Linked DNA regions of Mus musculus: region 2 is linked to region 1. Evidence: chromatin loops called from intact Hi-C (ENCODE). Cell type or tissue: heart. All regions are shown on one strand. Each heading gives the region's core, and the rest is flanking DNA. Links, peaks and the distances in the headings are about the cores only.

Region 1 (5,367 bases), core at 160-5,159:
GGAAGGGTTCCAGAGCCCAGATTCAGCACCAGGCCCTGGTTTAACAAGACCAGTCCCATCCTTTCTAGACAGTGCCCCTATGTCACCTTAGCTGTCTTAGTAGGAGTAGCAGAGATGTCAACCAAGCACAGGGGATCAGAGAAGAGCCATTTGTGTGTCTGCTGGATAGTATGTGCTTGGCTGGCAACAGATGTTAGTTACTGTTGTTTTATAAAAATATAGGGAGAGAGAATATACTTGGTGGATGTGCAGGGGAAAGGGGTGTCTCTGAGAGCCCATGCTGAGGCATCCCTTCTCCCTGAGGGACCAGTCACACGGACTATATAGTTTAGAATAGAGTTTATTCAGGGCATGGGAAGCAGAGCTGAGAGGGTAATAAAGACAGAGAAAGGGGGGGGGGCGGAGAGAGAGAGAGAGAGAGAGAGAGAGAGAGAGAGAGGCCGGCCATGAGCACATGGAGAGGGGGGAAGGGAACGGGGAGAGGGGGAGCAGGAGGGAAGAGGACAGAGCAAGAAGGCAAGAGAGAAAGAGAGGAGGGGCAAGGAGCCCCTTTTATACTGAGTCAGGCACTTTCTGGCTGTTGCCAGGTAACTGGGGGGCGGAGCCTAGACAAAATGCTAACAGCTGTAACCACTGAGTTTCTACAGCAGGTGAAACACAGGCCTGGGCTATGTACCTGAACCACATACAAAAGGGGCAAACTGGGCCAGAAAAGCACAGTCTCTATAGTGCACCCACAGGCCTCAGGATCCAGCCTGTCCCCACTGAAGGCTGTCATCTCTGCTCCCCTGAGACGAAAGTCAGGAGTAGGGTGGGGAAGGGAAAGCCTGTTGGCAAAGGTGAACCCGTGTCCCGAGGAAAGGATGACAGAATGATGACAGCCGTACCAGCAGCCCAGCATAGCCTCAGTGTCTGCCGTCATCCCTGTGGCTCCTCCCAACAGAGCAGTGACTCAGGATCTTCAGTGTGCTAACAGGACAGACGGACCACCTTGTCCCCAGGCACTTAGGTTTTAAGTCAGAGACAAGCTGGGAGGCTGCGCTCCATCCCAGGAGGCCTGTGTCAAACTGGCTAGGGATCAGAAGGGTCAAGGGGCCTCAGAGCGGGGGCCTGGAAGTTCTGACCACAGCGAGGGTTGATGGGGAGAGATGGCAGGGGCTAGAGAGACCGTAGGCACAGTGTCCTGGTAGCCTGGGGTTGCAGGTAGGTTTTGACAGAGATGGTAAGGAGGTTGACTTCAGCTTGGCTGCAAATATAGAAAAGTGCATGTGTAAGGTGCTCTGCCAGCTTCCAGGGGGTGAGTGGGCCTTGCCCAGTGCCTGTTAAGTTTCATCACCCCAGCTGGGGGGGCCTCAGAGTCCCTGGAACTGGAGGCACAGTCCCCTAGAGTTGTACCCTAGGTGACATCTCCCTCCTTTTGCACTCCTTTGGATCTCAGTGGAATTGAAGTGCACAGGGAGACAGACCCCTTACTGGCTGGCACTCACTTCTCTGTGTTGTTTTGGGACGGGGCCTCTCTGTGTGGTCGTGGCTGTCCCGGAACTGATGTAGACCAGGCTGGCCTCAAAGGTGCGAGGCATGAATGAGGTGTGTGTGTGAAATGCACACGTTGCAGGCAGAAGGGGCATGCAATGCTTTGCAGTTGGAGTTGTCAGCCAACTAATGTGGGTGCTGAGAACAGAACTCAGGCCCTCTCCAAGAGCAGCAAGAGCGCTTAACAGCAGAGCCGTCTCTCTAGCCCTCCCAGGGTTACTTTAAAACACTGCATCTTAACCAAGAGTTCTGGAGAAAATGCTGCTTGCCAAAGCCACTCTCCAGGGCTTCTCTGCCAGCCCTCTCTGCACAAAGGCTCCAGGAGAGGTAACCTGGCTCTCTGGGCTTCACACCCAACAGTGGCTGCTCTCAGAAACACCTCCCACAGCCCCAGACCCAGCCTTCGACGGGTTCCCAGCAGCTTCTGCCATGGGGTTCCTCTGTCTATTCTAGACCTTGAATGATAGGCAAGCGCTCTGCTGCGGGGCCACGTTCTTTCTTATTTATTTATTTACTGTTTGTGTTTTGCCTGCATGTATGTGTGGATACCATGGGCATGTAGTGCCCACGGAAGCCAGAAGAGGGTGCTGGCTTTCTTGGAACTGTAGCTACCAGGTAGGTGATCAGAATTGAACCCGTCTTCTTAACCCCTGAGCCATCTCTTCAGTTGTCTTCAGATTTTTTTTTTTTAAGAATTACTTATTTATTGTATAGGAGCACACCTTAACAATCTTCAGACACACCAGAAACGGGCACCAGATCCCATTACAGATGGTTGTGAGCCACTATGTGGCTGCTGGGAACTGAACTCAGGACCTCTGGAAGAGCAGTCAGTGCCCTTTTTCTTTTCTTTTCTTTTTAAAGATTTATTTATTTATTATAAGTAAGTATACTGTAGCTGTCTTCAGGCACACCAAAAGAGGGCGTCAGATCTTATTACGGATGGTTGTGGGCCACAACTAGCTTTAAAGGGCTGGAGAGACAGCTCAGAAGCTAAGAGCACTGGCTGCTCTTCCAGAAGTCCTGAGTTCAATTTCCAGCAACCACAAGGTGGCTCAAAACCACCTGTAATGGGATCTGATGCCCTCTTCTGGCATGCAGGTGTACAGGCAGATAGAACACTCATACATAAAGTAAATAAAATAAGTAAATAAATAATGGAGAAACAAAACAAACAAAAGAACTCTAAATCCAACCAGCTTTATAAATGTTGGTATGGTGATGGAACCTAAGGGTTTTCACTGCTGAGCCACAGCCTCTCACTGCACTTCCCACCCCCTCAGCTATCACAGACAGGGACTCCAGACAGGCAGTGCTGGCCATCAGCTGAGTGGACTGCTGCACAGCCCTGTGTCCTCACTGCACACACATCTGGACATGCTAAGACACCCTGAAGCTTCTGCCCAGTAAGGAGGCGCCAGGCTTGGGGAGAGATCAGCACACTGGGGCAGAGGTCCAGGTGCGTGGGATCTGCCAGATAGTGCTCACAGGGCACATGGGGATGCACACAGGGCTCACTCTGGATGGGGTTTGGACAGATCTCTCTGCTACTAAGTTAGTATTGATGCTACAGTGTGTGCCGCCATGCCGGCTCCGGTGTGCTGGGGAAGGCTGGCTGCCAGTGTCACAGGAGCCTCCTCCCCTCCCAGAGGCACCAGTCTCTGTGTTGTGATGATGGCATCTGTCAGTCCCACCTGTAGGTACCATGGGTGTGACCAGCGAGTGGGAGCGGCAGTCACCCAGTGCCCGCTGTACAGTGATACAAAGGCTCTTGAGGAATGACAACACAGGCAACCGTCTGCTGTGCTGTGTGTTATATTTAGAAGTCTACAAATCAGACCTTTTAAGAAAGTCACAAAATAGTCATCTGAAATCACATTTTTGGTTCATCAAATTCCAAATATATTTTACTGCGCTGAACAATATATTCTGGAGCTGTCTAAAACACAGCCAAATGACTTTATTGATTTACATCTATCCTGTAACTTTTGGAATATCAAGGACAAGATAAAAAAATATTAACAAAACTACCCAATTATAATCGCCCTCTCCCTGGCTGAGCTTCGTCCTGAAGCCGCACTGCTGTCCTTCTCAGCCTGAGCTCCTGGTACTGCTGACTTCCGAGTGCATTGGGAGCCCTGGGGTGGCCCCATCTTCCTCTCACAGGGCAGCGACACCCTGTTTACTCCCAGGTCGCAGTGAACGCCCTTGGCATCATAGAAGCTCAGGTCTGTTAAAGGAACTGACTGGGGGACACTTTTAAGAGTAGAGAATGTACAAAATAACTTACAGAGTGACAGATGGCTTTAAGTGTGTGTTGTGTGGGGACACACACGAAGCAATCTGTCAGCAAGGGGCTGGGCACTTCTGGTCTTGCTGTTTTTGTTGTTTTGCTCCTTTGCAGTGAGAAGTAAGTGCTGGGGATTGATTTCCGGGCCCAGTCAACACCAGCCTGGAGAGAGGTGGGAGGAGCCTGCAGCTCTGGCTTCCAGTTCTTGGAACTAAAGATGCCCCAAAGATAAAGCAAGGACACAAGGAGCTAATTTAAATCAGAAATGAAAGCAAAATCCCACCTACATAGAAATGGGGATGTCTCAAAGGAAACATGGACACTCAGAAATGTGCAGGTGCCTCGCCAACTAGTAGAGCCTGCCCACAAAGCAGCTGGGGCATTGGCGCAGCCAGATGTGGTCTCAGGTCCATCTGAAGTGGAGTTTTACCAGGTTGGACAGCCTGGCACCAGGATTAAGAACCGTAGCGATCCTAGAGAGAACCAGACCAACATTTACTACCGATACACTGCATCTGTGTCCTGCCATGCACACAGCGTGCGATTGCTGTTGATGAGGGACACCTGGCTCTTGGCACTGGCCACAGACTCTGCATAAAGAGCAGCTGTGTGGTGCCAGCACTGCCTCAGCCTCTCCATGGCTAGGAGGGCAAGTGGGGCCTGGAGACCTGCCCGGGATCACACCTTGTGAGAGCTGCCAGGATTACAACTTGTGAGGGGTGCCCAAGGCCTAGGGCTCCCAGGCTGGACTAAGGATTGCAAAGCAGGGGCCCAGGCCGGAGCCTGGGGCCATGTCCTGAGCTGTCCAGGGAGCACGTGTGATGGGATCCTGAGGGATCTGTCTGAAGTCCCTGCTCATTTAGCAGAGGTTCAATGGCTGCCTCTGCTTCTTCATTTATAAATGGAGACACAAGCAGGATGATTCTTAAATACAGGAAGGCCACACCCACAAAACAGGAATACTACCTTCCAGCCAACAGGCCCTTAAGGGAGGGAGGAGGGAGGAGAGAAGAGGGAGGAAGAAGGGAGGGAGGAGAGCTCCCAGCCTCTGCAGTTTTAGGTTTTCTTCTCCCTCGCATTCCCAACAAGGCCACAGCAGGGTTGGTCTGCAGACTAGAAGCCTCCATGGACCCATAAGTTGCAATGTCAATTCAGTCAACACCTCAGGGTCACATTTCATCCTAATAGAATGCGTCTAAAATGACTTTACACAACCAAGAAGATTCCCGAAGCAAGCTGTTCATACAATCTGAGACAGCCTCCTTGTCATAAACAGGCTTCCCCTTCTTGTATATGAACTGAATTAAGTCTAACACAGAAAGACAAGTATTTCTACAGATACATAAAAAGATGTGGCTGAGCAGTTGATGGCACATGCCTTTAATCCCAAATCCCAGTACTTGGGAGGCAGAGGCAGGCAGATTTCTGAGTTCGAGGCCAGCCTGTTCTCCAGAGTGAGTTCCAGGACAGCCAGGGCTACACAGAGAAACCCTGTCTTAAAAAACCAAACCAAACCAAACCAAACCAAAAACAGATGTCTGTGT
Region 2 (5,367 bases), core at 285-5,284, 130 kb before region 1:
TCCTGTGTCCAAAGTAGGTGTGTGTGTGTGTAGCCCAGGCCTAAACCCTACATCCAAGGAGCTCAAACTAGAGGGGGGACAGACCCAGTCTCAGGGGAGCTGCACCAAGGCCAGGATCAGCAGGGCAAAGCTTGGGTCTCCAAAAGTTAGAGGCCCAACTAGACTTACTCACCAGGGGACTAGATGTATTCTGTCCTCACTGGCATGGGGTAAACCGGGTGCCCCCCCATCCTTCCATAGCACCTCCCTAGTCCCAGCAACAGGGTCAAGTAAACAGGAGGCAGATGGCCGAGGCCAAGTCCCTGCATCCCTGCCCCAGCTCCTCCTCAGCTGTGTAAATACACACACACACACACACACACACACACACACGCACCCTTACCCCAACCAGTTTTAAGTCCTTGAGAGCAGCTGCTCCCCATATTCTGACCCTGCAGGCCACATCCCACTGTACCAAGGAACCTGCCCCCTTCTTATCCTTGCTCTGACAGCAAAAAGAGGTAGAGAAACTGGGTCCCAGGGTCCCAGGAGGGAGCCCTGAGCTCACTCACTGCAGCTAAGGGATGCATAGCCTGTTCCTTACCCATGGGAAACCCTGCCTGGACTTCTCACTCTGTCCTTTCCCCTCTAAAACCCTGGAATCCACTCTGCCCAGGCTGGATAGGGAAGGTTGGTAGAGAGCTCAGTCATCGCCTCCCTCCAGGTACCAGCTCCCTGACCTGGGGCTTAGACAAGCGCCAGTCATAGGCTCGCTTACCTGCCCACCACCCACTCTCCTGCTGTCCTGCCAGGATCAAGTGACCACAGCCCTCCCAATCTTGTCCTAAGTGGGAGGAAGTGGGAGGATATGGAGGAAGTCCTGAAACGGGGAGCTCTGGGCTGGACTCCAGACAATGGGGGAAGGGAACTCAGGAGGAGAAACAGGTGGATAACTGAGCCACCCTCTGTGGAATCTAAGCCACCAACCAGGCCCAGAGATACCAGAAGCTATTGGAAAGGCCTTATATGTACTCCACAAAGGGAACGGGTCTGTCAAGGGCTTTCTGGAACTCACAAACAGGCAGAGAGGCAGTCCAGAGCGGCGGGCCAAGCCTGCAATGTTCTCCTGGTAGACAGCAGACTCCAGTGCCATCCTCTGGGTTGGGGCCCCCAATATATGCAGGAGGCCTCCCACAGGGCCTGCATAGCCCAGATAAGACATCTGGTACACCCAATACCCAGCAGCCACACAGGCCTCCAGGCCTAATGTATACCGTGGGCACTGAGGTGTCAGCCCCTTAAGTCAAAGACAATACCAAGCAACCCTTGGACAGATGAGGCCATGGTGGGGCCTTCTGATAATTAAACAGAGCTCTACTGCCTGGAAGGAACTACTGTTGACTTAACATGAATTGATGGAAAAGCCAGGTGCTGGGGTACCACCAACATGGTCCAAAAGGTAAGGAGAACCTGGGAATCAGGGGGAAGATAAGGGATCATGGGCAGTCTCTGGGAAAACTGGTCAGAATGTCATTATGGGGTGTTGTCACTCTGGGGTTTGTTTTGTTTTTTTTTGCCTTGGGCCAGAATGCTCCTTAGATGGTCCATACTGGACTGGTCACTCTCGCAAGAGCAAATGCCATGGCAAGAAGGCTGTCTTCACTAGGAGCCCTGAATCTTGCAGAGAGGAGAGAGGGCACCCTCCAAGACAGGCGCTGGCCTATTCTTGTCATACCCAAAGAGCTGGACACCTCAAGGGTATGTTTGTGTAACTGAGACTGGTCACAGTTCACATGGATGCTCTTAAGAAATCAGGGAGGAGCTGGACGGTGGTGGCCCACACCTTTAATCTGGCACTGGAGAGGCAGAGGCAAGTGGATCTCTGTGAGTTTGAGGGCAGCCTGGTCTACAGTGCATTCCAGGGCTACATTGAGAAACCCTGTCTCAAAAAAGAAAAAAAAAAAGAAAAAAAAGGAAATGAGGAGAGTGAGCTCTAGGATTGTGGAAGGGGCCTTGGTCGATCCAGTAACAGTGAGAGAGCAGATTTATAGACGTTAGACGGTCCCAGCATCCTCAGTGCCCTGGGCTGATGGCCAAGTCTAAGTGACACTTCTTTAGTGACAGTGCAGCTCTGTGAGTAACAAGAATGGCCAGGGCTTTTCTAGGTGACAGCTGGAAAGATCCTGGCCAACTACTGCCTTGTTTATGGCAAGAAGATGCACCCAACCCCTGTAGGGACACCCTACACATTTCTCCCATACACACACGCACCCCAAAGTACTCTTCCTGCCAGCTCACTCGTGTCCACTATTCAGGCCTGCATGTCTTCACACCCACACTCTCATTTCTCACACACGCCGCTGTCGGTTCCTCCACGCACACACCAGTGCACCTACGGTTCACACTTCACGTTCCCATTTACAAAAACCCTCGCACCTTTCACATCCCCCACGGGCGCAGGCACTTCAACTTTCTCACACTCACAAGTCACGCCCACTCAGGCGGGCGCGCACGTCACTCATTCCCTATTCTCATTCGCGCACACCCAACAGGGTCCTCAATGTCCACCCCGCGCTCGGGGCTCCCCCTTGGCCTGAGGCCGGGCCAGAGTGGCGCGGCCACTAGCCAGGGCGTGAGTCACGGTCTGCAAGGGGCCGGGTGGGGCGCGGGGCTCGTGAACCGGTGCTGGGCGCCCCGGATCGTACGGTATCCCCACGGTGCAAGCCTGGGGACCCCAGACCCATGCCGCCTACCGTGCTCAGCTGGGCCCCCATGGTGGCGAAGAAGAGACGGTGGCCTCACGCACGGTTCTACACCCGCTACTCAGCCGGCCGCTCCCCCAACAACCCGCCTCGGTCTCAACACCTCGGAGGCGGGGACGCCCTGCGGAGCCAGTCAGGAGCGCGGAGGTGGGCGGATAGGGGGCGGAGACTCCCAGTGTCCCCGCCCACTTCCGCTTGTGAAGACGGGAGTGCGCGCTGAGTGGCTGACGGCGCTGCACGGAAGAGGCTCGGCGAGAGACTGGCTACTGTGGCGCCTCTGTGTGGCTTCGGGAGGTAGCTTGTGGCTTCTGGGCCTGTTTTGTCCTGGTGAAGAGAACAAGATGTCGCCCCCGTGATGGGCTCTCAAATCCTGAGCCTTCGGTCCTGGGAGCCTGCCGGAGCTGATTGTGCTGGCCAGGGCTCTACCCGCTCACGGGGCGTGTTGCCAACACCGCTGGCTACAGAGTTCAGGCTACAGCCCTGCCCTGCCCCATTTTCAAGCCTGCGAACCAGTCGTTCCTTCCTGAACAAATCTCCAAACGTACTGAGGCCAGTTCCGGATTAAAGTTCAGGTGTCACCTCTTTAGCTAGGCCAGCTCTGGCCCTGTGCTCCCTCCAAGGGACGCCACTAGTGCAGAACGGTCTTTGTAGCGCTTCAGTTATCCTGCCTGTTTATTCACGATGCTCTGCGCCCACGTACCCATTCCACTAGATGGTGGGGCTTCCCCAAGCCAGGAGTCTGCAGTCAGTTCTCTGTGTACCCGGACCTCAGAACAGAGCCTATCACATACTCTATAAACACTCGTATGTCCCTGGCATTCCGGAGTTTTCTTCAACCTGGTCCTGGCCAGATAGGGAATGGAAGACTGCTCTGAGAGCGGCAGAGTGAGGAAGAGACTTGCTGCCTAAAAATTGAGAACTATTAACCAAACTCTTCAATACCGGAACACTTGATGACCCAAGCGTTCAATACCGGAAGAGGCAGGTGGATCTGTGAGTGTTCCAGGCTACACGGTGAGACTGCTAGTTACTTTTCTGTTGCTGTGGTAAAACACCATGACCGAAGGCAACTTTAGGGAAGATGGAGTTTATTGTGTCTCACAGTTCCAGGAGGATAAGAGCCCATTATAGCTGGAAGGCATGGCCGGCCACAAGCAGCAGGAAAACCTGGCTCGGGGAGAAGGATGCTGAGAGATAACACTGTACCTTAAGTGGGAACCTGAGAGAGAGCTGGAAGTGGGGCCAGGCTATAGGCTCTCAAAGCCACCCCAGGCACATTTCTTCATCCAGCAAGACCACACACCTCCGTACCTCCCCACAAACCATCACAAATTGGGGACTAAACGTTCAAATACACGTGCCTATGAGGGCCATTTCTTATTCAAACCACCACAGAGACCCTGTCTCAAATAAATAAATAAGGAGCAATGGTCAGCACATCTGTGATTCCAGAATTTGGATAGTGGAGGCAAGGGTTCAAGGTTATCTGACCCTGGCTACAGATTGACTTGAGGTCAGCCTATGCTACATGAGTCTCCGTCTCAAAGAAACAAACAAGTGAAAAAAAAAAAAAATCAGGAGCTAGGCTGTGGAAGGGCACCTACTACCCTGGGATATGAGGCTGGATCTAATATCAGTTAAGTATTATTCTGCTTTTAATCTCAGCACTTGGGAGGCTGAGACAGGAGGATCACAGACACAAGCCAGTCTGTTCTACAGAGTAAGACCTTTGTTTCAAAAGGGGTGAGGGTGGATATGGGGGCTCCTCTTGTGTCTAGAAGTAAGGAACCTATGCAATGTGTACCAGAGGTCTGAACTGTGGTCTTCACGCTTGCGCAGAGAGCACAGCTCCTGTTACCATCAGAGCCATCTTCCCAGCCTTCCCTGTTGCCTTCCTTAGGGTCCTTACTGACTGGCCATCTCCTTTCTCTCTGGCTGAACCTCCTCACAGTTGCTTCTCTTCCTAAAGATAGCATCGGTCAGGGGTCAAAGGCCTCACTGAGGCACCTCCCTGCTACTTCAGATCCTGTCTGCACTCATACTTCAAGCGACCGGCAAGATGTCAAACGTAAAGCCAGAGAGGAGACTTCACTCTTGAGATTTTGACGGACACTTCCACAGAAAGAAGACTGGCTGTCACAGCAGGCGTCACACTAGCATGGCCCCCTGACTGGTCATATATGACCTCCAGGCCATGCTGACTCACGACCTGGAAAAGCAGAACTGATATCAAAGTGGAAAACAGTTGAAGCTCATTCCAAAATCCAGACAGATCTTGTCATCTTAGGGAAGAGTCATGGGGTCAGGAGAGTTGCTATGACTACTGAACTGTCCAGAGGAAGAGTCACAGGTTGGAGAGATGACTCAGAGGTTAAGAGCACTTGCTACTCTCAGAGGACTAGAGTTTAGATCCCAGCACTTCCAACCATGTCAGCTCCAGCCCTAGGACAAAAAGACCATCGGAAAACACAGGTTATTTACATTATGATTCATAACAGTAGCAGAATTACACAAAACAACTTTACGGTTGGGAGACACCATTACATGTAGAACTGTATTAAAGATTGCATCATTAGGAAGTGTGAGAACCGCTGGTCTAGGGGAACCAACACCCTTGCCTGCCCTC

What was found. Hi-C counts contacts between places; a loop is a spot of excess contacts. Peaks named below come from ENCODE experiments on the same cell type or tissue, not always from the same donor. Only the 100,000 strongest peaks of a DNase experiment are listed, where the experiment ranks them.
Region 2: a loop joins it to region 1, with 1.8 times the contacts of the local background. A loop is called at or near these places in 2 of 42 quality-filtered maps.

The regions. Positions count from the first base shown.
Region 1 is chr15:83,296,407-83,301,773 of GRCm38, forward strand. It overlaps Arfgap3 (ADP-ribosylation factor GTPase activating protein 3), which reads right to left. Exons shown (of 16, transcript NM_001357756.1): 16 at 3,334-4,296. The coding sequence ends at 4,279. Gm32788 (a long non-coding RNA gene) reads right to left here and starts at 380. Exons shown (of 4, transcript XR_384278.4): 1 at 1-380. In heart, for the core only: CTCF peaks have their summits at 2,098 (motif pointing right) and 2,630 (motif pointing left); a DNase peak (open chromatin) is centred at 4,797.
Region 2 is chr15:83,169,380-83,174,746 of GRCm38, forward strand. It overlaps Cyb5r3 (cytochrome b5 reductase 3), which reads right to left and starts at 2,804. Exons shown (of 9, transcript NM_029787.3): 1 at 2,733-2,804. The coding sequence starts at 2,753. In heart, for the core only: a CTCF peak has its summit at 3,018; DNase peaks (open chromatin) are centred at 842 and 2,902; H3K4me3 peaks cover 3,410 bases; H3K27ac peaks cover 2,498 bases.